Linked DNA regions of Homo sapiens: all the other regions are linked to region 1. A link is a loop called in an ENCODE intact Hi-C map of the cell type or tissue named here. Cell type or tissue: psoas muscle. All regions are shown on one strand. Each heading gives the region's core, and the rest is flanking DNA. Links, peaks and the distances in the headings are about the cores only. Region 1 has its middle 38 kb from the start of CEMIP2. Region 2 overlaps LOC107987079 (a long non-coding RNA gene). Region 3 has its middle 33 kb from the start of LINC01504.

Evidence for each region. A loop is a pair of places that touch in the nucleus more often than their neighbours do. Peaks named below come from ENCODE experiments on the same cell type or tissue, not always from the same donor. Only the 100,000 strongest peaks of a DNase experiment are listed, where the experiment ranks them.
Region 2: a loop joins it to region 1, with 4 times the contacts of the local background. A loop is called at or near these places in 27 of 110 quality-filtered maps.
Region 3: it touches region 1 in a loop (3-fold over the local background); 43 of 110 quality-filtered maps call a loop at or near these places.

The regions. Positions count from the first base shown.
Region 1 is chr9:71,800,459-71,811,644 of GRCh38, reverse strand. It overlaps the pseudogene LOC100420790. Among named protein-coding and RNA genes, the nearest start is that of CEMIP2, 38 kb to the right of the region's middle. In psoas muscle, for the core only: a CTCF peak has its summit at 4,650 (motif pointing left); a DNase peak (open chromatin) is centred at 4,604; H3K27ac peaks cover 469 bases.
Region 2 is chr9:71,279,302-71,290,487 of GRCh38, reverse strand. It overlaps LOC107987079 (a long non-coding RNA gene), which reads left to right. Exons shown (of 4, transcript XR_001746718.1): 4 at 7,465-8,047. It also overlaps a transcript of TRPM3 not described here. Among named protein-coding and RNA genes, the nearest start is that of TRPM3, 160 kb to the right of the region's middle. In psoas muscle, for the core only: a CTCF peak has its summit at 5,148 (motif pointing left); no DNase peak of the experiment used is centred there.
Region 3 is chr9:72,266,893-72,278,078 of GRCh38, reverse strand. It overlaps the pseudogene LOC100289320. Among named protein-coding and RNA genes, the nearest start is that of LINC01504, 33 kb to the left of the region's middle. In psoas muscle, for the core only: a CTCF peak has its summit at 5,993 (motif pointing right); no DNase peak of the experiment used is centred there.

The DNA of each region.
Region 1 (11,186 bases), core at 2,668-6,667:
TGTATGTGTAGATATTCTTTTTTCTTAAAATACATAATAAACATCTTCTCATACCATTAAATCTTATTTTACAATATTTTCAGCAGCCTATACTATTCCATCCTATGCTTTTACCATAATGTAGTTAACCAGTTCCCTCTTGTTGGGTACTTAAATGTTCTTCAGGTTTTTTTGTAATTATAAATAATGCCGTGATCAAAATTCTTTTCCCTAACTCTGATTGTTTTCATAAGCAAATCCTTTTTTTTTCCCAAAGAGGGTCTTGCTATATTGCCCAGGCTGGAGTGCAGTGGCATGATCATAGCTCACTGCATCCTCGACTTCGTGGACTCAAGCAATCCTCTGCCTCAGCCTCTCAAGTAGCTGAGACTACAGGCATAAGCCACTATGCCCAGATACTTTTTTCAGTTTTTATTTTTGTAGAGACAGGATTTCAACATGTTGCTCCAGCTGGTGTCGAACTCCTGGCCCCAAGCAGTCTTCCCACCTCAGCCTCCCAAAGTACTGGGATTATGAGAATGAGCCACCGTTCCCAGCTGTATGCAAGTTCTTAAAAGCAAAATTGTTGAGTCAAAGGTCATGACTATTTTCTACTTGGTATTCACTGCCAAATTGCTTACCAGCGTTATGCCAACTTACATTCCTACCAATGGCATATTAGAGGGCAAATTTCCTAGTGTCCTCACTAATGTGGGGAGTTAGCTTTTAAAATCATTGCCAAGGAGAGAAGTGAAAAATATTAGCATTCAACCTCTACACTTAAATGTAGGTGATTTACCACAAATGTTCTTAATTTATTTTATTTTATTTTGTTTTATTTTATTTTGAGACGGAGTCTCATTCTGTTGCCCTGGCTGGAGTGCAGTGCTATGATCTTGGCTCACTGCAACCTCCGCCTCCTGGGTTCAAGCAATTCTCCTGCATCGGCCCCTGCTAGTAGCTGGGATTACAGGCACCTGCCACCATACCCAGGTAATTTTTGTATTTTTAGTAGAGATGGGGTTTCACCATGTTGGCCAGGCTGGTCTCGAACTCCTGATCTCAGGTGATCTACCAGCCTTGGCCTCCCAAAGTGCTGGGATTACAGGTGTGAGCCACTGCGCCTGGCCAAATGTTCTTAATTTAAACCAAAGTAGGTTGCAAAGAATCACAGACAGTCTCTTTTGTTCCCAGATAAAGACAATCACACTTGAGCTAGTTTTGCACATTTTATTTTTTTTTCCTGTTAATTATACCAAAAACCATGACACCATCCTGCACTCAGTTTGCAGATGAAAATATTGTAGAGCAGATAACCATATATGTATGGGATTAGTTTTATTGGCAACAGATTCATAAATAATCATCCCTTGATATCTGCAGGGGATTGGTTCCAGGACTCCCCACGGATAACAAAATTCAAGGATGCTCAAGTCCCTAATATAAAGTAGAGTAGTACTTTCATATCACCTATATATATCCTCCTTTATACTTTATTTTTTCCCTTCTTTCTTTTTTTCTTTTTAAATAGATGTGGGGTCTCCCCGTGTTGTCCAGGCTGGTCTCCAACTCCTGGGCTCAAGTGATCCTCCCACTTTGGCCTCACAGGCACGCACCACCATGCCCTGCTAATTTTTGTATTTTTAGTAGAGATGGGGTTTCACCATGTTAGCCAGGCTGGTCTCGAAATCCTGACCTCAAGTGATCCGCCTGCCTTGGCTTCCCAAAGTGCTTGGATTACAGGCGTAAGCCACTGCACCCGGCCTATATATATATTTTTTGTTTGTTTGTTTTGGAGAGAAGGAAAGTGGTTATTCTGCCTTTTGCAGTGATGATAAAGAATATTTCTGCTGGACGTGGTGTCTCACACCTGTAATCCCAGCACTTTGGGAAGCCAAGGTGGGAGAATCACTTGAGCCTAGGATTTAGAGACCAGCCTGGCCAATATAGGGAGACCTTGTCTCTACGAAAAATTTAAAAACTAGTCAGGCACGTTGGCATGCATCTGTGGTCCCAGCTACTCAGGAGGCTGAGGTGGGAGGATCACGTGAGCCTTGGAGGGTGAGGCTGCAATGCACTGTGATCATGCCACTGCACTCCAGCCTGGGCAACAGAGCAAGACCCTGTCTCAAAAATAAAAACAAAAAACCAAAACAAAACAAAAAGACAAATAAAAAACAAAAGGAGTGAGTACAGCTAGGTCGTTCTACTAGACTGAGGTGCTCAAGAGAATGACTTACCCATCTTTGTATTGCTAGTTCTTATGACAATGCCATTTACAATATGTTCTACTCAGAATTTAGTATTTCTCCCAAAGATTTGTACTTGATCTTAGCACAAAACCAGAGGTGATAAAGGAGAAAAAAAAGTTCATTTTGTTTCTTATCAAATAAATGGAGTGGATGAGATAAATTTCCAATTTTAAGAAAGATTTGTAGTTGTTTTATTTTAAGTAAACTAGTGTAATGTTACCTACATATGATTTTCTCAACATATTTGCAAAATCACCCTTTATAAAAATACATACACTGTATTTCTGAATTATTTATAGTGTATCATTTAGATGAAATAGGCAGAAAAGTTGTTCCAAAATAGCAATGGGAAAAGAAAACCCTATGAAAGATGATTTTATTTCTATTTTAAGATTTCTTATAGTAAGAAACACCTCATTATAATGAAAATGTAGCTTAAAACTTAGCTCAAGGCAGTGTGCTATAATGGACAAAGCAGGTCAGGGTCAATGAATCTGCATTCTGATCCCAGCTTTGTAATTAATCAGGGAAACTTGGACAATCCAATTACCCTCTCTGGGTCTCAGCCTTCTAATCTGTAAAATATGAGATTTGGACTTGTTGATCCTTTCCAGGTCAAAGGGTTTCTGATTCCTTTAAAAAATATATATGCATATATATTTTTTTACAGAGACGGGGTCTCACTCTGTTGCCCAGGCTGGAGTTGAGTGGTGTGATCATTGCTCACTGCACCCTCTAACTCCTGGGCTCGAGGATTCCTCCCACCTTAGCCTCTGGAGTAGCTGGGATTACAGGGGCAAACCACCGCAACCAGGTACAGAGTTTCTGATGCTATTTGTGATTTTAATAATGCAGTTTAGCCAGATAATGTCAAATTCTGTTAGTAATTTGGCTGATGTCTTATTTAACAAAAGAAAACATCATTTTGAAAAATATCTCTTTGTAGAAAGCTGAATTACTGTTCTCTAGAAGCAAGGGCAAGGAGTTACACAATGAAAGAAAAGAGTGAGGGGCAAGAGAATTGAGAAGAAGACTGGAATGGTGAGTGTTTTAAGGTGAATGAAGGAGTGAGTAGCTGACATGGAGAAAAGGACAGGTGGGTGTTCTCTAAGGAGGATGTTTATGAAGATTTGCTCTGTGTTGTGCAATGAAATTCCTTTTGTTGTTGTTGTTTTTTAAAGAGACGGGGTCTCACTATATTGCCCACACTGGTCTCAAACTCCTGGGCTCAAGCAATCCTCCCACCTCGGCTTCCCAAAGTGGAAATTCCTTTTTTGTTGCCTCATCAAGAGACCCAGAGTTAAGACCTAAATAATCTATATAACCCCTTCATTGTTCTTTGTGGCAAGATGTGGTTCTTTATAGTTATGACAATGTGATTAACCTGAACATGAGATGTCCATGTTATTTTCAGGTTAGATTTATGACCTAGAGAGATCTACTTTAATGCAGCCTCACTCCTAAAATAATGCTATTAAAAAGCAGACAAGGAGATCATTTATTGAGCATGCAACAGCCACTTTACATATATTGTCTCTAACATTTTGAACAATTCTACATTGTATATCTTTTCTTTTCCATATAAAATCTGCCTCTGGGAAGTTAGGCACTTTATTTGCTCTTAGGAGAGTCTCAAAGAAATCTTTAATGAGATAAGCACAATTTTGCACATTTCTGCAATAATCTCAGCCATTGCTAGCTGTTCTTTGCTATATTAAAAATTAGTTAGATTGCTCTAAATTACATAAACATTACAGAGTTAAAATAAATATTAGCCAAAGTTGAATCTTTAAACATACCATGCATAAAAAATATGGTTGTATTCTTCCAAACCAAATATTTTATAAATATTTAAATGAGTGGACATATTAATTTCCATAATTATAACAGCAAAGTAAAAAAAAAGTAATTATCATGTTGAGCATGTGTAGTAAAAGCAAAAGCAAAGCTTGTAAATGTATTTGGAACTTCGGTTCCTCCTCTTAGTTTGTACAGAGTGACCCCCAAATTGATATAACCAGGTCTCCTGACCCCCCAGCTTGGTCTGATTTTTGCTACATGGACTACCTCAAACACAAAAGACCTCAACCTCCACTTCCTCCTGTTTGTCCATTTTGCCAGCAATCAACCTCTACCAACAGCCATTTGATTATAATTACACCTTGTTTTCCCATTTGGGTCAAGGCTGAACTCAGGCTCTTCTGGATGGTGAACTGCTGAGGGACATCATAAGAAAGTTTGAAGTTCTGCATAATTGCTGTAACAACCTGCCCTTCAGCTCTGATCTCCAACCACACTCACACTGGCTGGGCCACTCCTTTGAAGACAAAGAAAACAGTGCCAGAGGCTGTCCTACTTAATAATAAGCCTTTGGCTCTCTCTGCCCTGTATGCACATGGTGCCCTCTACTGGCAAAGTGGAGCCACATCCAGGAAGGGGATGGAGAATTGGATTATTAATGGCTTTGGGCATTCAGCGAAATCAGACCACAGTACCTGCTAAGGCCTTCCTGATAGCTTTTTGTTTGCTGATTATAAGCATTATTTGAGCTAAAAGTAGAAAGCAGTATGCTTTTATTTGCAATTTAATCATGCACGTTGCTATGGTAATGTAAAATACTTTACAGTAATTTGCATGCACTTTATCGCATTATCGTTTTAGACATTTTTTTATATGTAAACAATAAGTTTAATTATTTATTAAGTTTAACAGTAATCAGGCTGGTAGCTCACTCCTGTCATCGCGGCACTTTGGGAGGCTGAGGAGAGAGGATCATTTGAGATCAGGAGTTCGAGACCAGCCTGGGCAACATAGGGAGAATCCCCACTTCTTCTCTACAAAAAATAAAAGAAAATTAGTTGTGCATGGTGGTGCACAGCGGTAGTCCCAGCTACTCAGCAGGCTGAGGTGGGAGGATTGCTTCAGCCCAGAAGGTTGAGGCTGCAATGAGCCATTAACGTGCCACTGCACTCCAGCCTGGGAGACAGAACAAGAGACATTGTCTAAAAAAAAAAAAAAAAAAAAGAAAGAAAGAAAGAAAAAAAGAGAAACAAAAAACAAACAACAATCAGAAAATTTTCTTCAAAATAATTTTCTTAGTATGATTGCCAACAACCTTATATTAAGGGGATGAACCCAAATTATTAAATAAAATAAAAACACATCTGAAAAAAAAGGCTATAGAAGAAAGTGCACAAGAACAGGCACTTATACATACTTTTCAAAAGGACATAAACTGCACTTTTCTTGGGTGGAGGGGCGGGGACACAGTCTCTCTCTGTTGCCCAGGCCAGGCTGGAGTGCAGTGGCACGATCTTGGCTCACTGCAACCTCTGCCTCCTGGGTTCAAGGGATTCTCCTGCCTCAGCTTCCCGAGTAGCTGGGATTACAGGCATGGGCCACCACGCCCCACTAATTTTTGTATTTTTAATAGAGATGGGGGTCTCACCATGTTGGCCAGGCTGGTCTCAAACATCCTACCTCAGGTGATCCTCCTGCCTCGGCCTCCCAAAGTGCTGGGATTACAGGTGTGAGCCGCTGCACCCGGCCAAACTGCACTTTTAGGCACTGTTTCTCTTCAGATTTCCTTTGTCAACAATATATGGCAGGACTTTTGATGCCCAGATGCTAACACAGAAAGATGATTAAGTCACCTTTATGCAAAAAAGCTTGTGTCTAATGCGCAGAAAATAAGTAGATAGCATGTTATAAATAAAGGTTTGCAAAGATAAGTTGTTTGATACTGAAAAGGTTTGCTGTCTCTTCATGTAATTAAACAATACAAATCTATGTATATTATGCCACTGGAGTCAAACTCTTAAATGGTACTTGATGTGCAAAATCTTCACCTTTAAAATAATTTTTGAATTTTTTTTAAAGAGAGTCTTGCTATGTTGCCCAGTCTGGACTCAAAACCCTGGGTTCAAGGGAATCCTCTCACTTCAGTCTCCTGAGTAGCTGGGACTATAGGCACACACCACTGCACCTGGCTAACTTTTACAACTTTAAAACAGGCAGATATTTCATTTCTGTGCTGTTTTATAGGCTGGCTATGTGTAACAAAGTTTATTTTAAAATATTTATTTATAATAAACAGCTGGTCAGTTGTGAGAGCCAACTATGTCTCCTAAGCCCTTGTATTAAATAGACACACTCTAAATATAAAATGTTTGGCATATAGTCATTGGATTTTTTTTTTTTTTAGATGGAGTTTTGTTCTTGTTGCCCAGGCTGGAGTGCAACGGCACAATCTCAGCTCACCACAACCTCCACCTCCCAGGTTCAAGTGATTCTCCTGTTTCAGCCTCCTGAGTAGCTGGGATTACAGGCATGTGCCACCACGCCCGGCTAATTTTTGTATTTTTAGTAGAGACGGTGTTTCTTCATGTTGGTCAGGCTGGTCTCAAACTCCCGACCTCAGGTGATCTGCCTGCCTCAGCCTCCCAAGGTGCTGGGATTACAGGCGTGAGCCACCGCGCCCAGCTAGTCATTGGATTTTTAAAACAATTACAACCTCCAGAATTCCCCATGTTGTATCATATTGAGTAGTTAAAAAATTATTTAAGTATTTTATTCTTTCAAAGAGAATTTTACTCCAATCGCCTTCAATTTCGTTCTATCATACTCTGGAGTGGACCCACAAGTTTACTGTGCATGTTCATTAAACCGTAAAGTGTTTCACAATTTTCACTGTTAGTTCTAAAGTAGCATCTTCAGCATATAAACAAATAGTTTGGGGATGCTGCTGGAAAGCTAAAATAATCTTTTCCACTTTTGCTTTGTACAGGGAAAATGCCTTGTGTCTGTCTCTTATGAGGATCATTCCTAGCAACAGAAATATTTATTCCTCCAGCTTTTAGAAATTTATTTTCAAATCCATCACATTCTGCTTGTAAACTTGCAGCACCCTCATCAAGATTATGAGCATGATTAGGATCTATAACAATATACTTTAAAAGGTTATGAGCATGATTAGAATCTATAACAATATACTTTAAAAAGTTACTCATACAGTAATGGTAGCTTTCAGGATGATTTCTGGGCAGTACTCTACATGCTCATCCATGTTAAATGTCTTCACATATTTAAAAGAAAGGCTTCCATTCTTGCAATAGCCTTTTAGTTTTTTGTGGGTTTTTTTGTTTGTTTGTTTGTTTGTTTTGTTTTGTTTTGTTTTTAGACAGGATCTTGCTCTGTTGCCCAGGCTGGAGTGCAGTGGAGCGATCTTGGCTCACTGCAACCTCCACCTCCCGGGTTCAAGCAATTCTCATGTCTCAACCTCCCAAGTAGCTAGTACTACAGGCGTGCGCCACCATGCCCAGCTAATGTTTGTATTTTTAGTAGAGACAGGGTTTCACCTTATTGGCCAGGCAGCTCTCGAATTCCTGGCCTCAGCCTCCCAAAGTGCTGGGATTATAGGCATAAGCCACTGCGCCCAGCATCTTTTAGTTTTTAGTAGCATCCTCAAGTCATACTCCCGGTTGACTGACCAACTCTTCTGATGCTAAAGCAGTGGGAGCCCCTGATAGCTTTTTCCGAGAGAAAAGTCACTGATTTATGCTGTGGTATTAAGTACTTAACTTTCATGTTTCCATTCTTTTCCCTTGAAAAGAGAGCTGTGACCACTTACACAACATTAGCTTCTGAACATGCAGCTATTTACACAGTAACTTGGGTGACACTACAATTTTAGATGCAATGACCCAAACTTCATTTTATATAAAGATACAGATGTCACTTTTTATTTTCAAAAGTTAAACTATTCTGTTCTTCTTGATCATTATGATTTCCTAGCTCTTTTGTGCTGGCGTAGACATATAGTAGCATAACAGCCAAAGCTGATGAGCCATTTGACAATGAACCAGTTTTGGAGAGGCAATCTGAACCAGACTATCATAATGATAGAGAATGTTGCACGACATCGGTCTTCGCTTTATATTCTTCTTTTGTGGTGTCATTGCCAATAAAGGCTTGAAATTATCCCACAGTCAACTGTTGAGGACTATCGTGTTTGGAAACATGAAGAGTTTGACACAAGCAGTTTCATGTCATGGGGTAGGATAAACTGCTTATCCTCTTTGGGGTGTCCATCTTACTATTTTTATTACCAATACATATTATGAAACATTTCTTTTTTTTTTTTTTTTGAGACAGAGTTTTGCTCTTGTTGCTCAGGATGTAGTGCAATGGCACGATCTTTGTTGACCACAACCTCCGCCTCCCAGGTGCAAGCGATTCTTCTGCCTCAGCCTCCCGAATAGCTGGTATTACAGGCAAGCGCCACCACGCCCAGCTGATTTTGTATTTTTAGTAGAGACAGGGTTTCTCCATGTTGGTCAGGCTCATCTCAAACTCCTGACCTCAGGTGATCCGCCCGCCTCAGCCTCCCAAAGTGCTGGGATTACAGGCATGACCCACTGCACCTGGCGAAACATTTCTTTTAAAAAAAAGTTTCTTTTTAAAAAGAAAAATTATTTTAGGTTCAGGGGTACATGTGAGGGTTTGTTATGCAGATCGTTTTTTGTACATATTATTTCATCACCCAGGTATTATCCCCACTATCCAATAGTTATCTTTTCTGCTCCTCTCCTTCCCCCTACCCTCCCCCATCAAGTAGAACCTAGTGTCTTTTGTTTCCTTCTTTGTGTTCATAAGTTCTTATCATTTAACTCCTACTTGTAAGTGAGAATGTGCAGTATTTGGTTTTCTGTTCCTGTGTTAGGTTGCTAAGGATGATAGCCTCCAGCTCCATCCATGTTCCTGCAAAAGACATGATCTTGCTCTTTTTATGGCTGCATAATATTCTATGGTGTATATGAACCATGGACATATACTTTGGTACGCATACGTGGTACATATACGGGGCATATATGTACCATGGACATTTTCTTTACCCAGTCTGTCATTGATGGGCATTTAGGTTGATTCCAGGTCTTTGCTATTTTGAATAGTGCTGCAGTGAACATTTGCATGCTTGTGTCTTTATGGTAGAATGATTTATATTCCTTAGGTATATACCCAGTAATGGGATTGCTGGGTCAAGTGGTAGTTCTGCTTTTAACTCACTGAGGAATCACCATACTGCTTTCCACAATGGTTGAACTAATTTACACTCCCACCAACAGTGTATAAGTGTTCCCTTTTCCCCACAACCACAACCTCACCAGCATCTGTTATTTTTTGACTCTTTAATAATAGCCATTCTGACTGGTAGGAAATGGTACCTCATTGTGGATTTGATTTGCATTTCTCTAGTGATCAGTGATATTGAGCTTTTTTTCATATGAAAAAAGCCTCTCTTTATCTATGTAAAATATTCTAAACTAGGAGCCTAACCACCACACATAGTGGATGACCTAGAATGCAAGTTCGGTTTAAAAGGCTTGAAACTGGGGCAAGGGGGCCTCCTTTTCTCCCCGTCAGCACCTCTGCCAACCTTTCTAAAACACTATATTGAGTTTCCTCAAAGCAGGCGAAAACAAAAGCCTTTTCTATTGCCATGTAGTTTTAAACCAATGGCTTCTTTTGCATACTTCTATTTATTGCTTAATTAGGAGAAAAAAATTATTCTTGTTGAGAGGAAAATTCTTTTAAAAATGTTGCAAACTTTGTAAAATACGGCACATTGTGAAAAAAATTTAGGTTTCTTTTCCACGAAGACGACAATTAAAAAATGATTAAAGCTTAATACAGATACTCAAATAATTTTAGAACTAATAGTCTATGTTGAATCTATGTATCAAGTTTCAATGAAGTGAAAAATATTCTGCAGAGATGGAAATATATCACATTTTATATTTTATTCATTTTCTTTGCAAAGGATATGACATCTTGGAAGACAGAACAGATAGAAAATGGAAACATGTTAAAAAATGATCTTACATAATTATGACTATCACATATGCTGAAATTTGGCTTGCTCTGCTATTGCTAAAGGGCTTAGGCAAATTATGTACCCCACATTTTAGAATAAATATTCAAAGATAAAAAATTAATCTTAATAGAAATAAGAGGCTCTTTGGCTTTAATTTCCTTATTTTTTAAAAAAAAAACCTCATCAAAGCTAGAAGATGGGGAAATAGTTCATTTATGAAATTGACAGCCACACTGTAAGAGATACATATAAAGATAAAAATCATAATCCTAAGTACAGAAATCTCAACCTTTGGCTAGAAATAACCCAGAATACTAACTGCAAGGAAATGGAGGTATAACCTGTCAAACGTTTTAATAGGTTAAAAAATCAGCTTCCTCCCAGCACTTCGGGAGGCCGAGACGGGCAGATAACGAGGTCAGGAGATCGAGACCATCCTGGCTAACACGGTGAAACCCCATCTCTACTAAAAATACAAAAAAATTAGCCGGGCGTGGTGGCGGGCGCCTGTAGTTCCAGCTACTTGGGAGGCTGAGGCAGGAGAATGGCGTGAATCCGGGAGGCGGAGCTTGCAGTGAGCCGAGATCGCGCCACTGGACTCCAGTTTGGGCGACAGAGCAAGACTCCGCCTCAAAAAAAAAAAAAAAAATCAGCTTGAAAAATATTTAGCAACCTTACCCATACTTGCTGATGATATCTTTTATAGAGTTAAGCCTCAGTATCTTATAGATTGTACCATTATTCCAATAGATATTTTCAAACTGTCATCAAATGTTACAGCTTGGTTCTTTCTGTTTAGGTAAGGTCTGAATGGATTTGTACTAATTTCAACCTGTATTTTATTTTTAAAAAATGGCCAGGCATGAGTTATTGTAAGCATTTGGTAAACTTTTAATTTTACAGTTTTAATTTTGTTTTTTCTTTTTTTTAGAGAGGCGATCTTGCAGCCAGGTGCAGTGGCACATGCCTGTAGTTGTAGTTACTCAGGAGGCTGAGGCAGGAGGATTGCTTGAGCCCAGGAGTTCGAGGCTGCAGTGAGCTGTGACTGTGCCACTGAACTCCAGCCTGGGTGACAGAGCGAG
Region 2 (11,186 bases), core at 3,398-7,397, 520 kb after region 1:
TCTACCCTCATTCTATTGGACATTCAATTATTGGAACTATTTCTTTCTCAGTATTTAAAACGTATTATTCCAAATACTGGTTTCAAGTATTGCAAACAGAAATCAATATTCAATATAATTCTTTTTCATTTGTAGGTCTCTTTTTTGCCAATTTTAATATCTTTCTTTTTTTGGTATTCTGAATTACATTACGATATATTGGTGAGTTTCTTCTTATTTATTCCTGTACTATCTTAGACTGCTTAAATATATAACCCGGTATCTTATCAGTTCTGAAAAAGAGTGCGTCACATTACCTTTTCACGTATCACCTATGCCCCATCATGTCTTCTCTTTTGTGAACTTTGAATAGATATATCTTTCATTTTCTCATTCTGTTCTCCAGCCTCTGAGCTTCTCTCCTTTTTTTGTACTTTTTAAACTGACATATCATAGTTGTACATATTTTGGGGGTACATGTGATACTTTGATACAAGAACATAATATATAATGATCAAATCAGGGTAAATGAGATACCCATCACATCAAACATTTATCTTTTCTTTGTGTTGGGAATATTTCAATTCTTATCTAGTTCTTATCTAGCTTTTTTTTTTTTTTTTTTTTTTTTTTGAGACAGAGTCTTGCTCTGTCACCCAGGCTGGAGTGCAGTTGGCACCATCTTAACTCTTAACTCACTGCAACCTCCACCTCCTGAGTTCAAGCAATTCTCTTGCCTCAGCCTCCCGAGTAGCTGGGATTACAAGCATGAGCCACCAGGCCTGGCTAATTTTTGTATTTTTAGTAGAGACGACATTTCACCATGTTGGCCAGGCTGGTCTCAAACTCCAGACCTCAAGTGATATGCCCACCTTGGCCTCCCACAATGTTGGGATTACAGGCGTGAGCCACTGTGCTTGACCCTATCTAGCTATTTTGAAACATACAATATATTATTGTTAACTATGATTTTCCTACTGTACTATTGAACACTAGAACTTGAGCTTCTGTTTTATATTTTGTATCTCCTTGCTCCTCAGTGCTACATTTGGAATAATTTCTTCAGCTGTATCTTTAAGTGCACAAACTTTTCCTCAGGTGTGCTTCATCTGTTCAATGCATTTATGGAGGTTCTGATTTCTACTATAGGCTTTATCTCTAGAAGTTTTATTGCTTTCCTTTTTAAAACGTTGAGGTCAATTTTTGATGGTTTCTTTTTCCTTTGACATACTCTCAGTATCATCTTTAATTTCTTTAAGTGCATTTATAGATACTAAATATTTGTGGGGTTTGCAAGATAAATCCTGCAGTTAGCGTTTTCTGCTGTCTCTCTCTCTCTCTCTCTCTCTCACTGTTTTGTTACATATTTTGTGATGCCTTTTTAAGTGTTAAAGTGTGTTCTTCCAGAGAGGATTTGAATTTGCTTTGTGTGTGGCATTAGAGGTGCTACACGTCCATTACATCTTTAAAATAAATGTGTATATGAGGGACTGTTGAGCCAGTTACATTGTGTAAATTGTGTTCTCCCAAAACACAACTGGACTTGCAGTTAGAAAGTCTTGGGAATTTTTTTTCCCCCCTATTTCCACCTAGAGTCAAAACCAAGGAGATATGCATGCCCCACTGTCTCTCTCTACAGGAGGTTTTATTTTTGTAGCTCAACCATTGGGAGCTTCCAGTTTCATATCTGCAGGTCTTCTGTCTGACTGCCTATCTGTTGGGCCCTCAACTTTTTTCTTTGATTTTCTTTAAAAATCTAGACTCTGAGTCAACTCAGGATTGGCTGATGTACCCAGAGTAAACACTGGCTTCAGTGCTGTGTACCTCTCTGTGTCCACCCTTTGTCATTTCTGGCCTCCAAGGAATTCTCCTCATTTCCCTAATAACTCAGCTCTGTGTGAAAATGCCTTTTAAAAAGTTCCACCATTTTTAGTTCTTCCTTGTTACTGAGTTGGTATGTGTGTTTGTGTGGTTTTTGTGTGTGCATGTGTAAAACTAGTCTGCTATGCTACTAGAAGCAAAACGTATATATTTTTCAATAGGGAACTTTCTGTCATACTCAGATGAACTTTGTCTGTTTGTCTCCCTGTATATACACATGTGCACATATGTGTATGTGTATATATACACATATGAAAAATAATGCTATGTGTAAACAGTACATTATAATTTTGTTAATAATCGAACAGTTTTAGCTCTACATCCAGAAAATAGCGTTTATCGTAGACAATATTATGAGATGCTAACATGCCTTCTCCTTCTATTCACTAAGGTATCTTTTGTTTTAATATCATAATTATGATATTAAATATTATAAGTTAAAAATATATTTAATATAAATTTAATATCGGGGTTTAGAGCAAGGAATAATGGGGAAAACCTTGACTTTAAGAAAGCAAATGTTGTAAAACTTCCATCAAGCCAACAAAAAATATTTAACATTTTAAAAATATTTAATATGTAGTATTTTCTGTGACTGAGTCCAATTCTAAATTGATAAGGGGTAGTTAACACAGATCTGCTGCCCTCTAGAAGTTTAAGTTCAGGCTCATTGGTACCTGTATTTTGTAATACCTGTAAATATCTGAGCAAACTGAGCAAGGGTTTAATAAGAATTGCTACCTCAATTTTACAGTAGCTGCTTCCAAAATCCAAATTCCAGCTGTTACTGCGTATGTGACATCGGGCGCATTGCTTAGCCTCTCTAATTACCATTTCCTCATTTATTAAATGGGTTAATGAAAATAACACATGTATAGGTCTTATGTTGCTGCTGTGAGAAACAAAATATCTTATTCAATTGATATATACAGTGCATGGCTGTATATCAATTGTATTATAGCATTAATAGTCCAGGCTTTTTTTTTTTTTCTGAGTAAATGACACATTCTGTAATTCTGGAGTTGTAGTTTTTTTGTACATTGAAGTCCAGCAGTTGAATTTTGAAGGCCTTCTTCTGTACCCTCCAAACTGAGAGCCTACGCTAGTAATATTTCCACTTTCCTGAAGTTGCTCAGCATTTATACAACATCTTATCTGTTACCATGAGTACAGATAAATTACCCCAAATAGGATGGAATTTGTGGGACAGCCTCATAGTGATTGCCAGTATAAAAATCTTATATGCAGCCATGAAAGCTCATTGGTGTATATTCTGAAATGCCTGAGACTTCAGAAGGTAAGGCAAGTCATTGCTTCTCCTGTGAACTATTCTATTTCTGCCTCTTCTTGGCATTTGTACAATACATACAGGTATTGTTTCTCTTACACAATGTATTTCTCAAATTAGATGGTAAATCTCCAGAGGATGGGCATCCCGATACTATCTTATTATGTTATTTTATATACATATATTTATTATTTATATATTTTTATTATATATTACCATATATTTTATACAATTTTATATTATATCATATAATATAATTTATATATAATATATAAATTATATAATATAGTATATAATACAATATGTTATATATTATATACTATATTATATGTTGTATATTATATAATATAATTATATAATATAATTATATTATATATAATTTATATAAAATATAAATTATATATATATAAAAGTATATCGTGGTCAAAGAATGCTTCTGTGAGAGGTGATATTTGAGGTTTGAATTAAACAATGTGAGGCATCTGAAGATGTGAGAAAACAATCCAGGCAGGCGGAAGGGGTTGGCATTTTGAAAAACAGGAAAAAGACCAGTATAGCTGAAACACAACAAACAAGGGGTAGATTGGTACAAGATTGAATCCGAGAAGCTGACAATGGCTAGGTTATTTAATACGTGATTTTTATCAGTAGTATTCCAGGTGGAATTGAATAGAATGTATTGTACTGACTTCTATTTCCTTTTGCCTGTTCTCCCTAAATATGGGTTTTCCATTGCTAACCTCCTAAGTTAAAAGTAGTAAACTTGTTATTTCCTGATTCCAGTGAATATCTCTTTTCCTGTCCCAGTCTTCCACACTCATTGTAACTCCTTTGGTCACAAATGACCAAAAAGCTAGTTTGGTTAGTGATGTATTAAAGAATTAATGTATTAATGGGCTAGATTCTCTGGGTTGAGATTTTCCCTCTCTATGGAAGATGGATTTTGCAAAATGAGCTTTGCACATGAAGGGCAAATCACAGCACGATTCTGGCTCCTTGCAACAGACAGATTGCAAATCCAAATAAATTACATGCCCTCCCCCGGTTTAGCTTAATTTGAATTACTATTGTCTAATATGAGTTTCCTGAATTGTTAATCATGATTTATCAACAAGTTGATTGGGAAACTACAAAACTACTAAACCTGGTCTGATGACACCTCACAAAATTGCGGTGATTCCCATACCTCGCTACCTTATGAAAGGAAATTCTGAAGATCTCAGAAACAATTGTCAGACTTTCTCAAACAGATGTGGAGCCCTTGATTTTATGGCTTATAGGTTTTCAGAAATGAATCACTTTTTTCTTTCCCTGAAAATCACATGGCTTTTTGCATTAAATAAAAATAGGAGAAAATGAGGATTTGAAGGAAAGTTATAGACAAATATGAATAATTTTGTGCTGTGACATTATAAGTCTTCCTGCTTATGTAAAATGGATATGCCACTGTTTGGAAATTACAGCGCATAATGGATTAATTTGCACCTGTAGAGTGATTGGTCAAGGGGAGTCTAGGTGATAGTCCTCAGTGAAGCTTGATTTTGAATTTGGTACCTACTCCAGCTGGGAAGTTAGGCTGGTGAAAACAGCAGGAACAAGCTAAATGTGTGCAGCGACTGGTGGTGGTGGTGCTTCTTCTCAGCCAAGAAAGCCTTGTATGATGTCTGAGCACTTGAGCTGGCTTGGACCAAATAGCTTAAGCATTATTTGATTTGGACTAAGTAGCCCTGAGATGAAATGGCCTTTTATTCAACTTTGTTAAACTGGGGCGTGCTGGGCCTTGTTTCTCTGGAGTTTGCCAAGTGAACGGATCGGCAGCCTCGGAAACAGAGCAAGACATTTCTGCCACATCAGTCTCTCGATGGCAACAGTTCGAGCTAATAGGCAGCTTTTCAACTCTGAGGACTATACTGTTTGCTCAGTGTTTCCTTGCTTGTTTGGGTACACAAAAAAGAATAGGAAGAAAAAGAGGCAAAGGCCATCTCTTTACATAGTGCAGCTACGACCCTCTAGTGGATGCTAGTGAGAATGCAGGTAATTTGAACAGCAATGGGAAAGATTTAATTATTTCTAACCGTCAGATAACATGGTGCACACCCAGGCAGGATTGGAGGAGTTAGGGTTCAGTGGGGCCTAAAGCTTATACAGTTTTAGACTGGATGGGCACTTTTAGAAGAAAATGTAAAATATCTTACTTAGGTAAGTGTTACAAAAACATGCAAATATGTAAACACATTACTAGAGTTCTTTCCCATCTCCCAAGTTTCATGAATTTCATGGTAAATTTGCCTCTGGATTTACCTGTTCTATGTTTGCTGATTTTAATTAAAATTGAAATTATGGAAAATGTATTTTTTAAAATGTTTGAGAATTGCAGCTTTTTAGTCTATAAAAGTTATTTTGAACAAAAAATGTAATATACTTTGTAAGTGTGATACAAAATTCAGACTTAATTCACAATTCTTTCTTAGGAATAGTTATTCTAGCTTTTATAGCATTTTGCAGAGTGAATAGCCTTTTTTATTTCCTAGCTGAGTTTTGAACTGTATAGACTAAGTAATGTAGAATACATTAGTCTTTAGCTTATAAAATCTTAATTGAGTTATGGTAAAGTGCAAAGTTAGTAAATGTTAGTGAATAACATTTCCCTCACTAACCAGAAGAAAGTATTCTAATGATCAGCATGGTCAATTCTACTAATTTATGGCTTACCTATATAAATAGGTGTGTCCCATAATTAGAAATCTTTTTTATCAGAAATGTGTGACCTCACCACTTAAAAGAATAACAAGCTAATATAACAGTACTGCGTTTATTAGGCTCAGATTCTGAGAGGCGAGCTGAGAGACAACCTGTAAGGCCATCTGATCGAGTCTCCTAGGCCATTAGACAGATCAAGTGTTGTATTCTCCACGTTTTCTTCACATATAAGGATGGCTGATTTTAAAGAAAAACTTAGATTGAGCTTCTTGATCTCTCCCAATATTGAGACAAACTACCTGAAGGATTAAAAACTCTGGATGATTATCCTGAATCACTAGATGTCTTTTAAGTTGAAATGGAAGTTAATTTTATGTTGGCAAGTATAAATTATTTTAACTTAAAATCCAGAAAAATAGTAGCTAGCTTTTAGGTTTGCTTTTATGACATTTCAGGCACTGGTCTATGTATCATGCTAGTGCATGTACTTTCCATATATTATTTCCTTTATCCTGGTAAAAAACCCATTGAAGCTGGTACTACAGGTGAGAACACTAAGGACCACAAAGGTTAAATAAGTTTCCCAGGGTCATTTAGCTAGCAAGTGGCAGAACCAGGGCTCATATCAGGCATTCTGCCTCCCTAATATATTGTCTAACTGTCAGAATTCCCTGAGGAAACCCACTGGCGGTAGGAAGTGGGACAGATTAATGCGTTTAAAAAGGAGGAACATAGACACAATTATGAAACATAACTCTCAGAAGACAGTATCTGAACTCACATAGATGTTGGTATATTAGATAGGGCACTTGACTTGTAATTTGAAACTCCTGAAGAGGGGTGGTAGTTAAAAATGTAAGAATAGAGCTGGGTATAGATCCAAAAGAATTGAAAGCAGAATCTTGAAGAAATATTTGCAAAGCCACGTTCAAAACAGCATTATTTGTGATACCCAAGTGCCCACCAACAGATGAATGGATAAACAAAACGTGGTATATAAATACAATGGGATACGATTTAGCTTTAAAAAGGAAGGAGGCCGGACATGGTGGCTCATGCCAGTAATCCCAGCACTTTGGGAGGCCAAGGCGGGGGATCACGAGGTCAGGAGATTGAGACCATCCTGGCTAACACGGTGAAACCCCATCTCTACTAAGAAAAAAAAAATGCAAAAAATCAGCCAGGCGTGGTGGTGGGTGCCTGTAGTCCCAGCTACTCGGGAGGCTGAGGCAGGAGAATGGCGTGAACCCGGGAGGCACAGCTTGCAGTGAGCCAAGATCACACCACTGCAGCCTGGGCAACAGAGCGAAACTCTGTCTCCAAAAAGAAAGAAAGAAAAAGAAAGAAAGAAATGCTGACACATGCTACAGCATGGAGGAAGTTTAAGGACATCATGCTAAGTAAAACAAGCCAATGACAAAAACACAAATACTGCATGGTTCCACTTACATGAAGTATCAGTAATAGAGTTATAGAAATGGAAAGTAAAATGATGGTTTCCAAGGACTTGGAGGAGGAGTGAATGGGGGAATCGTTTAATACAGACTAAACTGTACAATTAAATATGGTTAAGATGGTAAATTTTATGTGACGTGTATTTTACCACAATTTGATAGGAGTCCAAGAAAGGAATAAGAGTGAAGGATCACGATATGGCACCTTGGGAAGCACTAGAAAGGAGGAAAGAAGGCCTAAAAGTGAGACTGAGAAAGAATGGTCGTCCAGCGGTGCCCCGAGGGGTAGGGACAGACATTCTTACAAGTTCAAGGTAGCTGGTAAAGCTGGTAGCATACACACATACCTTAGGTCTTATTGACTTAAAGATATCTAGTCACATCAGCCACTTGTAGAGTCTGATGATATTTCAGTTAGTAAATGAGTTATTTTACATTGGGAGAGGATAGTGGGCAGGGCAGTAATATTCCTAAGTAAGAACATCTCTCCTATGGTTTAAGTTCTCATGCTGGTGAGTCTTAAACAAGAAAGAGCATGCCATTAATTTTAACTTTAAATTCCTATACAGATGGTGCTCACAGATGTTTCCAACAACAGACTTCTAAAAAAAATAACAATTTTACTTGAAGTTTAAACATAAATATGCACAGACTTTGTAGTGCTTTGGCATACCTCTTGTTTTTAAAAATAGCACTACCCTTTTACCTGCTTGGGGTGAGTGAGCCTTTGTTTAGTTACAATTTTCTCTTTCTTTTTTTCTTTCTTTTTCTTTTTCTTTCTTTTCCTTTCTTTCTTTCCTTTCTTTCTTTCTTTCATTCTTTCTTTTTCTTTCTTTCTTTTCTTTCTTTCTCTCTTTCTTTCCTTTCTTTCTTTCTTTCGTTCTTTCTTTTTCTTTCTTTCTTTTCTTTCTTTCTCTCTTTCTTTCCTTTCTTTCTTTCTTTCATTCTTTCTTTTTCTTTCTTTCTTTCCTTTCTTTCTTTCTTTCATTCTTTCTTTCCTTTCTTTCTTTCTTTCATTCTTTCTTTTCCTTTCTTTCTTTCCTTTCTTTCTTTCTTTCGTTCTTTCTTTTTCTTTCTTTCTTTTCTTTCTTTCTCTCTTTCTTTCCTTTCTTTCCTTTCTTTCTCTCTTTCTGTTTTGCCCTTGTTGCCCAGGCTGGAGAGCAATGTTGTGGTCTTGGCTTGCCACAACCTCTGCCTCCCAGGTTCAAGTGATTCTCCTGCCTCAGCCTCCCGAGTAGCCAGGATTACAGGCATGTGCCACCACGCCTGGCTAATTTTGTACTTTTAGTAGAGACGGGGTTTCTCCATGTTGGTCAGGCTGGTCTCGAACTTCCAATCTCAGGTGATCTGCCCACCTTGGCCTCCCAAAGTGCTGGGATTACAGGTGTGATCCACCGCACCTGGCCACAATTTTCATATCTACAGTACCTTACCATTGTTGAGGATGTTAATGTACACTCAAATGTGGTTTTCTCCTGTAATTTTTATGAATTTAATAAGAAATTAATATGATTGCTTAGGAATCCAGCAAATTCTAAAATAATATGAAAAGTATAACTCCTCAGTTTAGGAAGAGTGTACTTAAAATGCTGTAGACAGCAATGAAAAGGACAGAAAGACAGACGTGGCTCTAAACTCCCACCAGCAGAATTAATTCAAATATATTGAGCGGATTCCATGTACTAGATACTGTACCTGGGGAGACAGCAATGAACAAAATGCTTTCCCAAGGAGCCTTATTCCAGAAAGCAAACAAAATATGTGAATAAAATAGATGGTAGCAGTTGGGGGCAAGTGATTTGGATGTAAGGTGACTCAAGCTCTAACCTGATCCTGTAAGTGGGTCCAGGTGCTTATGAACTGTTCTTAATGGTCATTCAACTCTGTCACTGTCCCACTGCTAAAGTTTGCCTCTTCTTTATCCCGTGTGTCCTGAATTGCTGTTGTTTTCTCAGCTTCTTCCATGACACAGGCTAACCTTGAAAAACCAGGGTTGGTCCTTGTCACTTTGACACACCTCCCGACTTTGCTTTTGTGGTTCTGACTTGTCTGTGAGAGTGCCTCTTCCTCCAGGATATTCACTATCCATTTCAGCAAATATTTATTAAGAATGTCTTATATACCAGCCACTTTCCAGGTGCTGGGGACACAGTGGTGAACAAGACACATGTGGTCTTTGCCTGCACAGAGCTTACTATCAACCTAGGGAAAAACAACAAAAAACATCTGAACAGTCAAGTGAATCTGATAAATGCTATAATGGAAGCAAATAGGATGCTGAAATAGAGAATAATAGGGGAATGAATGTAGATATATTGATCAGAGAGTTCCTCCTTGAATGTGTGCCATTTGGGTTAAGATCTGGAGAAAGAAAGGAATCAGCCCTTGTATTGATGCATTTGTGTGTGTGTATGTGTTTGTGTGAGAGGAGGCCACGAGAACCCCATGTGCAAAGACCCTTAGCTAAGGGGAGCAAAACCCAGCACCTTCAAGGACCTGCACAAAGGCTTTTGTATCACTGAGTAAGTGTTGGAATACAGGGTGGTCTGAATCTGTTTCTTCAACAAAGCTAATGCTAAAATCTTATTTGACTCCATTATTTAATTTTTTTCTCCCACAAATCCTCTCTCAAAAATCCAGGGCTTTTCTTTTCTTTTCTTTTCTTTTTTTTTCTGAGATGGCCCCTTGCTGTTGTTGGCTTTTTCTGAAGGGGAAGGGTGCTGACTTAGCCAGAGACTTCTGTGATTTGTAGGCGTGCTTTACTTGTCATAGCATCACACATAACATACATATGTTCCCATTGGGAAATTTTCCATGTGGGGAATATTTTTCCACAAACATTCTGTTTAAACAAAATTTCAAAATCATAATGAGACTTCCCTAATGAAATTTGCCTACAAAAATAGGCAGTAAATTTTAGTGGTTCACGTGACTGCAGGACCCACCATATGGCATTCACGTGCCTGAGTTGCTGGTGTCCATCACTGGAGGAAACTGCTTAGTTGAAACTACCATGTTGGAAACCATGTATCAGTAGAGCATAATTGGTTTTACATTACACAATAAAAGGGGAGAACCTTATACATCCCCTTTTTTTTTTTTTTTTTGAGATGGAGTTTCACTCTCATCATCTGTGGTAGAGTGCAATGTCAAGATCTCGGCTCACTGCAACCTCTGACTCTGGGTTCCAGCAATTCTACTGGCTCAGCCTCCTGCGTAGCTGGGATGACAGTCATGTGCCACCACACCTGGCTAATTTTTGTATTTTTTAGTAGAGATGGGGTTTCACCATGTTGGTCAGGCTGGTCTCGAACTCCTGACCTCAGGTGATCCGCCTGCCTCGGCCTCCCAAAGTGCTGGGATTACAGGCATGAGCCACCGCGCCCGGCCGGGATAATTTCCGTCAATGCTGGGTATTGGTACCTTTGAAAAAACATCAGTCAGCATTGCTCCTGAATCATCTCTCCCTGTCTACGCTGAGTCCTCTCCCCCAGGCTCTTCCTTCCTTAGAGGTTGTCCTCTGAGCCTGCTTGGGGGCTGGGGGAACCAACACTTCCAAGTGTTCACACCAGGGTTCTTTCTAGGCTGTCATAGAGTCCCTAACAGCCCTCCATGTTATGCCAGGCTTACTAAATGGCTTCGTGTCTTTCCAAGACGCTTGCCACAAACACATGTGCATGGTAAAAACATACAGTTTCATTTTTTTGCTCCTATAAAGTTTTCCTTTTAAGTCTAGATTTCAGTTTCTTTTAAAAATACTTTGTTTTTCAAAACTGCCAGATGGACAAATATTTAACTACACCCTCTATTGCCCTGGAGAACGTCAGTAAGCCAACACACCTTTGAGCTCCGTTGTGTAACTATCCGTATTTGGAGATTTTTTT
Region 3 (11,186 bases), core at 4,448-8,447, 460 kb before region 1:
TGAAAAACCTAGAGCCATAACTGCCCAGACAAGCTGCTCCCAAATTCCTGACCCACAAGAACTTTTTTCTTTTTCAGCGTTCCTGAGAGAACTGAGCCCACACTGCCCATGGCAGTAACCCTGATAATGTACCCTTCCTTATATTGATTTTCTCCTTCCCTGCTCATTCTTCCAGTTCCCTTTCTCCTGTTTCCTGGGATCGCCTCCCATGTTCTACACCTGAGTTCTTTTCTCAGGCTCTGTTTTTGGGGAGAACCCAAACTAACACAAACATCATGAGAAGTGTGCCTTTTTAACAGATTCAGATGATCTCCTGCTAAAAGCGTATTAAACAAGGAGTTTAAATTTAGAGAACGAGTTCATCCCTATAAGGTTTTGTTGTTGTTGCTGTTTTTCCTGGCTACCAAGAAAATAGATTTAGAGATTCCTGAAAACTTCACCCAAATTGATACGCATGACTCAGTTTGATTTCATCGGTGTTTGTTACAATTTTCTTTTTTCTTTTTCTTTTTGTTTTTTAGAGACAGGGTGTCACTATGTTGCCCAGGTTGGTCATGAACTCTTAAACTCAAGCGATCCTCCAATCTCAGCCTCCTGAGTCACTGAGATTGCAGGCACAGACCACTGAACTTGTCTTTTATTGGCAATTTTCAACCATGAGTTTTTCCCACCTGCAGATTCTGACCTTGGAACTTTATTGTTAATAAAATTTCTCCCAACTTCAAGGGCAGCTGCCCTGACAATTGGGCTTTTGGCCAGCATGGCCTGTCTAGTCTTCCTGGAGTAAATTTTGACCAGAAACCAGAAATAATCAAGCTTTTAAAGAACAATTTCTAAAGAAAGACTGGCTATTTATTGACTCTTTTCTTGGGTCACCATAAAATCTTTCTTTGACTCTTAGCCAAGTCATGAATATTCTCTTGACGTCCTTGGTATCCCAGTTTTGGTCTGTGTAAAATATTACTGAACATAAAGATTTCCAGGGGAAGCTGTTGAAAATCATATTAAGATACACATAGCCGGCCCTACTTAAAAGCTGGATTGCATTGAGTAAAGTGAGCACAGATACTTTCCAACAGTCTGTCTCCAAAGGTTCTCACTAAGTTGACTTGAAATCAGTAATTGGGGGTGCAGTTATAAGAAACAGTTATTAGAAACAGTTATTCCTAGGGTGATCAATTCATTGTGGTTTGCCTGCGCCCCTTCCCAGTTCTAGTACTAAAATTTCCGTGTCCCCAAATACCCTCAGTCCTGGGAAACCAAGACAGTTGATGACACTACATATTTCTGATGGTTATGTTTCCAGAAGCCTAATTAATCCTTGATATAGCTGAAATTTAGTCCTGGATCATGGTTAAGATAAGATAGGTACTGTGGTAAGTTTGTAAATTTCAGGACTGATTAAGGAAAAGATGAGATGGCAATATTGCACAACAAGCTTATTTGATAGTGCTGTGACAAGGTTGCATAAGAAAGAAAGGGTGTTCTTCCTACCAAGAGCTGATCTAGAGAGAGCTGCAGGCATGGGGCCACCACCTGGAAGGGAAGAGGGAAAGAGAGCACTGAGTGGAGAGGGAAATGGGAGAGGAGGTACACGGGTCTAGGCAGTGTCACTCAGCAGCAAGGTGGGGAGCCTCTGGGTCAGAGTTCTGAAGAGCAGCAGGTCTGTTGGGGTTTTTAGTAGCTACAGAATGTATCTTATATATGGTTAACAGGTGTTGGGTGCAGTTTTGTGGGGTGTGCAAAGAAGTCAGGCTCTAATGGTCTAAAAATAGGCTTATTGGGGCTATATTTAAAGTAATATGTGTAAAAATTTGAATTGGTGCTGGCAGGCTTCGAGTTCATGGTCCTAGCCTGCTGCGAAGAAGTTCAACACATGAGGACCAAGAAACAGGGCCCATCTTTGACCCATTTACATCACATATGCATTCAGATTCCTTTTTGTTTGTTTATTTGTTTGTTTCCAGTTTCCAAAGGCTTTATTGGTAAATATTCTTTAGAAAAGAATGATCAATCCTGTTGCTTCCAAGTCAATGGAATGAAGAACCATGTCCAGGGACACTCCAAGCAGTGCTGAAGAAGACCGCTGCTGTGTCCACCTCTTGTTCATAGGCCCAGTCATAAGCACAAGACTTGTAATCAACCAGCTCTTCAGGTTAAGTTTTTCCCACCCACAGACTCTGACCTTGGAAATATGTAGTGCCATCAACTGTCTTGGTTTCCCAGGGCTGAGGGTATTTGGGGACATGGAGCCATAAACCATAGGCTGATTTATTTTTCAGCACTTTTTACTGAGTCACTGCCATGAATGATGTCCCTGCCAACCTGAATGCAGAAGTCCCCGCCACTGGTGCCTGGCTTAGAATCCGTTGGATTGGTCTCCCAAGCATCACTCGGCCTGTCTCCACTACACTCAGTCCCTCCTCCATGGCCATGAGTTCATGTACTTCACCAGCCCAGGGAGGAATGGACAGTCTTTCAGGTCAGGGTAGAGCTGCTTCAGGTGTTCCTCAGAGGCCCAAAGGTGGAATCCCTTCAGCTCAAAGTGCCTCATGACATTGCCCAGCAGGCCCCACCGCACACCGTGTGGCTTCATGGAGATAAAGGTGCGCTCGAGGTTGGACATGGTCTGGGAAGCTGATGGGGCAGGCAGTGGCTGCACTGCAGGAGCTGAGAGCTGCAGTGACCTGCACCCAGATTTCCTATCATGAGCATTAGAACACATATCTCTCCTGCTTCAGCCTTGCCAGTAAGAACAAGAACTCTCCTCTGCAGATAGCCCCTGCCTCACTCCTTCCCATTCTTGTGCTTCCTTCTTCATATACCAGTGATGAATTTCCCATGACTTGGGGAGAAAAATCCAACTGGAAGTGGAAGGAGATAGTAGTGGTGGTGGTGGAGGGGGTGGTGCGGGGTAGAGGAAGAGTTAGTGATGAATCATGAATACTTAGGTAATATAATGGGACAGGCTTGGGCAGGAAGAAACACTGGGGCAGGACAGTTCATGTGAAGAAAAAAAATGTTGTTCTGGGAGATGCAGGTCAGAGCAGGGCCGTTAAGTCAAAACCACCGGCACTGTAGAGATGAATATTGTAACCAGCTTTTATTTTAATTCAGGCTGTCCCCACATCCAACCCCCCTTTTTTAATTTGCAAGAATCCTCCACCTTGTGTGGTGTCCGTGGGATGTGGTACCTCAACTCTTACCAAAGAATATCAGGATGAAGTCTTCCTCCTTCACGCCCATCATGGAGGTGGGAGCACATGACCCAAGCTGGTTAATCCAATGCCCAGGGACCAGAGTTGAAGGGCAGTTAGCATCTTTCACCGTGTACCACATGGTTATGGTACCCAGCGATAGAAGAGGCATTCAGTACTGGCACGTCCTCTGGAAGTGGAGAGCTGATTTTGGATAGCCCTGGTCAGTTGCTGTTACTTGCATCAAACAGTCCTGATTACATCATGACCTCTCTTTGATCCAGAAGCTGTAAATTTCTACATGCCTTCAGGCAAACTCAGCTCTGTCTTCAAATAAAATAGAGGCAAATCAGATAGCTTTTTTCCCCTTAAAGACAAATTCCTTCCAAGGATTATCAATATATTTATTAATCTCTTCTCTTTATGGGCAGAAAAAAAGTCCCCATGAATTTAAAATGTGAAAATATATTTATTGACTTAAAGATATAATAATTTTAGGGAAGCAAAATAGTTGTGTTCAATTATTTTCACAGCAAGATGCCTGTAAAATGTATATAATTGGATTGATTGGCACTGTTAATGACTCTTCAGATATGTACAAATCTAGTCATACGCTCTAAAATTTGCAGAGACAAATCAATTTAATATGCTTTATTCACTTTCTAAGTTTAACATTGGGATATATTGTGATTGAATAAAACATTCAGATGTGCTCTAATTTACATTTTGCCCACAAAATAATTCCCAATTCTGCTTCATTCATACCATTGTTTAGTATTGTGGTTGTGTTCATCATTTCTTAGCAAGGAGAACATAAGTTTCATCTATTACCAGCTGAATGATTTGACTCAAAAGGCAATTAAAAATCACACTCTTGGGAGGCCAAGGCAGGTAGATCATGAGGTCAGGAGATCGAGACCATCCTGGCTAACACAGTGAAACCCCATCTCTACTACTGAAACTACACACACACACACACACACACACACACACACACACACACACACACACAGAGAATTAGCCGGGCATGGTGGCATGTGCCTGTATTCCCAGCTATTCGGGAGACTGAGGCAGGAAAATTGCTTGAACCCCGGAGGCGGAGGTTGCAGCAAGCCAAGATCACGCCACTGCACTCCAGCCTGGGCGACAGAGCGAGACTCCATCTCAAAAAAAAAAAAAAAATCACATTCAACCTAGACAGTGTTACCAGTTGAGCCACAGGTCAAGCCCAGGTTTAATGTAAAAGAGGACCACACTGGGAGTAGGCATGAAAACTGAGAGTCATGGTCCATTGGACACCATCTTTGAATGACTCACTTGGCCGCCTGCTTTTTATTTTCTCTATAAAATGGATTAACTATTGCCTGACTGTCAATCACTATCACTTTCAAGATATCTTCACTTAATAACAGGTTGTTATGAGGATTAAATAAAGCTTGGGAAAATTCTAGTGACTGCTCCCTATGGATGAACAGAGATAGACTTAAACTTGAAATGATACAAATCTAGTGAGCATAGAAAAATTCTGGATCCGAAGACTTCAGTGGGTTAAAAGGATGGACTTACTTTAGGAACATGCAATTCAATAGAGGTAGAAGAAAACTCCAACAGTTGGATCTATAAATACTAATGAAAAAATTGATGAGTAGATGAATGACTTAAGAGACCAATGTGGAAAAGAATGAAAGGTTTAAGTAGATAATAAAACAGTGAGATATGAAGAACTAAAAATACTTCATCCAGATTTTTTTAAATGCTTCAGTGGGACATAGTAGTTTTCTTCAAATATGTGAAGACTTTCATAAGCAGACATGGTAGACTTGCTCTTGAAAGGCGTATCAGCGGGTTAGAGGTGAAAGTCTGCAAGAACAATTCTGGCTACTCAAGAGATTTTCCAACTTGGCAAGAATGGAAAGAACCTTGGGACATAGTCTTGAGCTGCCCATCACTCTCAGGGCTTAAACGAGATTGAATATTCATTGCTGAAAATGTCAAAAAAGGGATTCAAAGATCAGTCAGCTGGCCAAGCAAGGTGATCTTTAGAGTGCCCTTCCAAACCTGAGATTCTAGATTTCCAAGCCTTGACTCTTAACATCTGTCATGGAACCATTATAGCACCATCTGCCCAATTTCCCCGCTGATGATTTCACCTGACTATGTAATCCTGGAAGAGGGGTGATGCCCATTAACTTGTAGTTGGTTTATATAAGCTAGAGCAAGCTGTGTGGTTTGAATCATGTATGTGTCCATAGGAATCTAAAATAATTGGCCAACTGTAAGCAGTGTTGTTGAATTTCATATTTGGTGAATATGTAAAATGCTTTGAATTACATTGAAACTTCCTAAGTTAACTTTAATATGTTCATGGACATTCATTATTTTCTCGTATTTCCACAAGTTAGAGATAGCTTTCCAATGGACAAATCTTTGCCTTTTATCTTAAGGAGCTGAGGTGATTCAAGCAAGCCATTTGGAAGTTCATAATTTTGTGGTTTTTTCCTTGTAAAATTGTCTTCACGAAGGAATTAAGTAAGCAATATTTGTTTTCATTGAGAATATAATTTTATTTACAACTGATCTATTGTAGAATTTGGGTTCAACCTAGGAAATTATTTTCCTCACATAAGAAAAAATACATCCAGTTTCTTGCTAGAAAAATAATCACTACTTGTTTTGTACATTTAAAATCATGAATTTCTATTCTACTGGTTGTCAAAATAAAGTTAATTTAACTTATTTTTTCCTCTGCCCTTGGCCCTTTTGGAGGGAGACTGGTCATTCCACAGTCGTTCATTCAAGCTTTGGCCACTAGGTGGAGTACTAGTTAAACATTGGCTGGCCTGCTTGCAATCTCACCTTGCACTTGAAAAACGCCAATTTTTTAGTCTTGTTATCAAAAGACCAATTTCATTCACTTTAAAATAATTGTATTTATTCTAGCATTTGTCTCACATGGAAGCATATATATTTTTTATCTGGTAAATAATTTTTTATGTTGTCCTGTAAGAAAATAAGCCACTTAATAAAATGAGTTCCTCATCAAGGGAGCTGTGCAAGCGGAGGCCAGACAACCACTTGGCAGACAAGTTAGAAACAGAATGACGTTTTCACTGTAAATATTTTCGTGTGTAGTATTTTCTGAAAACAAGGACATTCTCTTACATAACCAGAGTGCGATGACCAATACCGTTATCTTACCCAGGGGGTAGCAAGTTTTGGCCTGAAACTCAGTCAAATCCAGCCCACCATCTATTTTTGCAGGGCGCCCTAGGTAAGAATGCTTTTAGATAGTTAAGCTCTTTCTTTCCTTCCTTCTTTCCTTTCTTTCTTTCTTTCCTTTTTTTCTTTTCTTTTTCTTTCTCTCTTTCTCTTTCTTTTCTCTCTCCTTCCTTCCTTCTTTCTTTTCTTTCTTCTTGCTCTGTTGCCCAGACTGCAGTGCAGTGGCACGATGTCGGCTCACTGCAACCTCCGCCTCCTGGGTTCAAACGATTCTCATGCCTCAGCCTCCTGAGTAGCTGAGATTACAGGCGTGTGACACCATGCCCAGCTAATTTTTGTAGAGATGGGGTTTCATCACGTTGGCCAGGCTGGTCTCGAACTCCTGACCTCAAGTGATCCAGCGGCCTCGGCCTCCCAAAGTGCTGGAATGACAGGCATGAGCCACCGCACCCAGCCAGTTAAGCACTATTTAACACATGAAAGTTATATGATATTCACGTTTCAATGTTCATACACTAGATTTATCAGAACTCAGCATGCTCATTTGTTCACACGTCTGTGCCTGCTTTTGTGCTGCACATGCAGAATTTACTGCTTGTGACAGAGACCTGCCAAGGTTCTCTCACCGTTTGGTCTACAGAGCCTAAAATAGTTACTCTCTGGCCCTTTACAAAGAAAGCTTGCAGATCCCTGATCTAATCAACAAACATTATTCAAATCTTTCCAATTGTCCCACTAATGTCCTTTATTTGGCCTGGAATCCAACCTAATTATTTAACTTCTGTGGACCTTGGTTTCTCTCTTTGTGCGATTAAAATAGTAATAGATCTTTCCCATTTAATTTTTGTGAAAATTTTATGAGTTGATCCAATAAATCTCTTGGAACAATGTTTGGCCTATAGAATAACCACCACATTAAGTGTTGGCAATTGTTACTACTTCAATCTTAGTTTTACTTTTCATTTTTAAAAATTCATATATTTGGCCAGGCGCAGTGGCTCATGCCTGTAATCCAGCACTTTCAGAGACTGAGGCAGGAGGATCACTTGAGCCCAGGAATGTGAGACCAGCCTGGGCAACATAGCAAGACCCCATTTCTACAGAAAAAGCAAAAAATAATTATCTGGGCATGGTGACACATGTCTGCAATCCCAGCTACTCAGGAGGCTGAGGTGGGAGGATCGCTTGAGCATAGGAGGTTGAGGCCGCAGTGAGCCATGATTGCACCACTGCATTCTAGCCTGGGCAACAGAGTGAGACCCTGCCTCAAAAAATAAATAAAATAATATATGTATTTTTAAAATTAAGCAATACATACATTCAGTACAAAAGTTAAATGGTACACATACAAAAGAGAATGCTGCGAAATGTAAGTTTCCCTGCTACTCTCTCCAAAGGCTACTGCTTTGGGAAATTTTAAATAACTACGTAGTACTACATGGTATTTTTAAAAAACTTTTTATTTTTTTTTGAGACGGAGTTTCACTCTTCTTGCCCAGTCTGGAGTGCAATGGCAGGATCTTAGCTCACCGCAACCTCCGCCTCCTGGGTTCAAGTGATTCTCCTGCCTCAGCCTCCTGAGTAGCTGGGATTAAAGGCATGTGCCACCACACCTGGCTAATTTTGTATTTTTAGTAGAGTTTCTCCATGTTGGTCAGGCTGGTCTAGAACTCCCGATTTCTGGTAATCTGCCCACCTCGGCCTCCCAAAGTGCTGGGATTATAGGCGTGAGCCACTGCACCCTGCCAAAAATCTTTTTAAAATTAATTATTATTATTGTTATTTTTTTTCAAGATAGAGTCTCCCTCTGTTACCCAGGCTGGAGTGCAGTGGCATGATCTTGGCTGACTGAAAACTCCACCTCCTAGGTTCAAGCGATTCTCCTACCTCAGCTTCCCAAGTAGCTGGGATTATAGGCATGTGACACCACACCCAACTAATTTTTGTGTTTTTAGTCGAGACGGGGTTTCAGCATACTGGCCAGACTGGTCTTGAACTCCTGGCCTCAAGTGATCCGCCCACCTTGGCCTCCCAAAGTGCTGGGATTACAGGCATGAGCCACTGTGCCCAGCCACTGCATGGTATTTAACCAGTGCCTTGTTGGTGTACTTTTAGGTCACTCCCAATTTTTTGCTATTATAGTTACGAAAATATTCTTGTGTTTGTGTATAGACTAAATTCCTCAGTGTGATATGGAAGTACTGGGAAGGAAAGAGCATGATGCCTTTAAATGATATGAAAGCAAGGAAAGGAAGTGCTGGGTAGAGGAGGGCATGGTCCCTGTCTAGGACTCCACCCCCACAGACCTAGATGAGGACAGGCATTTCCTGCCCAAATGTTGCATTTCCCAAGACCACCCTGGCCTGCCACACCCCCATCCTGTGTCTATAAAAACCCGAGACCCTAGCAAGACAGACATACAAGCTGCTGGATGTTGAGCACATAGATGGAGGAACGCATGGGTGGCTGGATGTCAAGAGGAATGTACCAACAGTCACCAACAGAACAATGAGGAGTTTTGCTGGGGCAGTCAGAGGAGAGCCCAGGCTGCTGAGCAGTCCGACTCCAGGGGAAAACCTTCCCACTATATCCCCTTCTGACTTCCCCCAAGTTACCTCCACTCAGTAAAACCTTGCACTCATTCTCCAAGCCCAGGTGTGATCTGATTCCTCCAGTACACCAAGGCAAGAAACCAGGATACAGAAAGCTTTCTGTGCTTGTGACAAAGTAGAGTTTAACTAAGCTGGTTAACACAAGCCACCTACAGACGGTGAAATTAAAAGAGCAAAGCTAAAAGGGCACCCTGTAACACACGCCACTGGGGCTTCTTAGGAGTCGTAAACATTCACCCCTAGACACTGCAGTGGGGTTGCAGCCCCACAGCCTGCCATTCTGTATGCTCCTCTAGAGGTTTGAGCAGCAGGGCACTGAAGAAGCAAGCCACATCCCCATAACATGCCTTACGAGGGGGACAAGGGAACTTTTCCCATTTCTACTGGGGGCTTGTGAAGGACATGAATATCTTTATTTTTGAGAGTTGTTACCAAATTTCCCGTTTCAGAGATTGTTCCAATTTACAGTCTCACTGGCAGCATATGAGGGAATATGTTTCTTCCAATTATGAGATTATCATTTTAGGAGTTTAACAAACTGATGGCTGAAAATTGGTAGTTCCCTTTTTAATTTAAAAATCTCTTATTATTAGTGGAAATGAACATCATTATCTATTAAGAATCAGTTGTATTTCCTCTTCCGTGAACACTCTATTCATATTCTTTGACCAATTTTTAAAAACATTGGACATTTTCTTATGAGTTACAGATATTAGACATTTACAAAATTACGGCTGGGTGCGGTGGCTCACGCCTGTAATCCCAGCACTTTGGGAGGCCAAGGTGGGCGGATCACGAGGTCAGGAGTTCGAGATCAGCCTGACCAACATGGTGAAATCCCGTCTCTGCTAAAAATACAAAAATTAGCCAGGCGTGGTGGTGCTCTCCTGTAATCCCAGCTACTCAGGAGGCTGAGGCAGGAGAATCGCTTGAACCTGGGAGGCAGAGGTTGCAGTGAGACAAGATCATGCCACTGCACTCCAGCGTAAGTGAGAGCGAGACTCTGTCTCAAAAAAAAAAAAGAAAAAAAATTACTCTGTGATATGAACTGTATTTTTAGCCCAAATTGTCAATTGTTTTTCAATTTTGTTTATGGTGATTTTTAAATCATTTGAACTTTACTGTAAAGATACAGAATGATAATATGATACTTTATGGAAAGTTCCAAATTAGCATAAAAATCTCAGCTGGTGAAATGTCTTGACTTACTGGGGGGCAGTGGAGTGGCATGCAAAGAACCTGGGCTTTGGGCGTGGCTAAGCTTGGGTTGAATCTTCTGCTTACTAGTGGTGTAGCCTTTCTGAACCTGTTTCCTGATCTGTGCAACAGGGAACAAAGATGGCAGAATATGCCACTCTAAAACATGTCTCTCTGGCATAGGGATTAGTTTGAGCGGAAAGCACTTGAAAAGTAGCAAATGCAAGGAGAAGCTTTCTTTGAACTCCTCTTATTTGCCTAAAGATAGAAACTCCAAAAGGAACTCAGTTGTCATCAATCCCCTCCCCAGGAGTTTGATCAACCAGGGAAGATCAACTTTGATCACAAAATAGGAGACAAGAAGTCAGCACCGCACTCAGACAAACTTTGTCATGAACTATTAATGGGGTTCTGGACACAGTACCCCAAAATATGTTACCTTGGTGATATGGTTTGGCTGTGTCCCCACCCAAATCTCAACTTGAATTGTATCTCCCAGAATTCCCACATGTTGTGGGAGGGAACATGGGGGAGGTAATTCAATCATGGGGTCCAGTCTTTCCCATGATATTCTTGTGATAGTGAATAACTCTCCTGAGATCTGATGGGTTTATCAGGGGTTTCCACTTTTGCTTCTTCCTTATTTTTCTCTTGCCACTGTCATGTAAGAAATGCCTTTTGCCTCCTGCCATGATTCTGAGGCCTCCCCAGCCATGTGGAACTGTAAGTCCAGTTAAACCTCTTTTTCTTCCCAGTCTTGGGCATGTCTATCAGCAGACTGAAAACAAACTAATACAGTGAACTGGTACCAGTAGAGTGGGGTACTACTGAAAAATACCCAAAAATGTGGAAGTGACTTTGGAACTGGGTAGCAGGCAGAGGTTGTAACGGTTTGGAGGCCCCAGAAGAAGACAGGAAAATGTGGGGAAGTTTGGAACTCTCTAGAGACTTGTTGAACGGC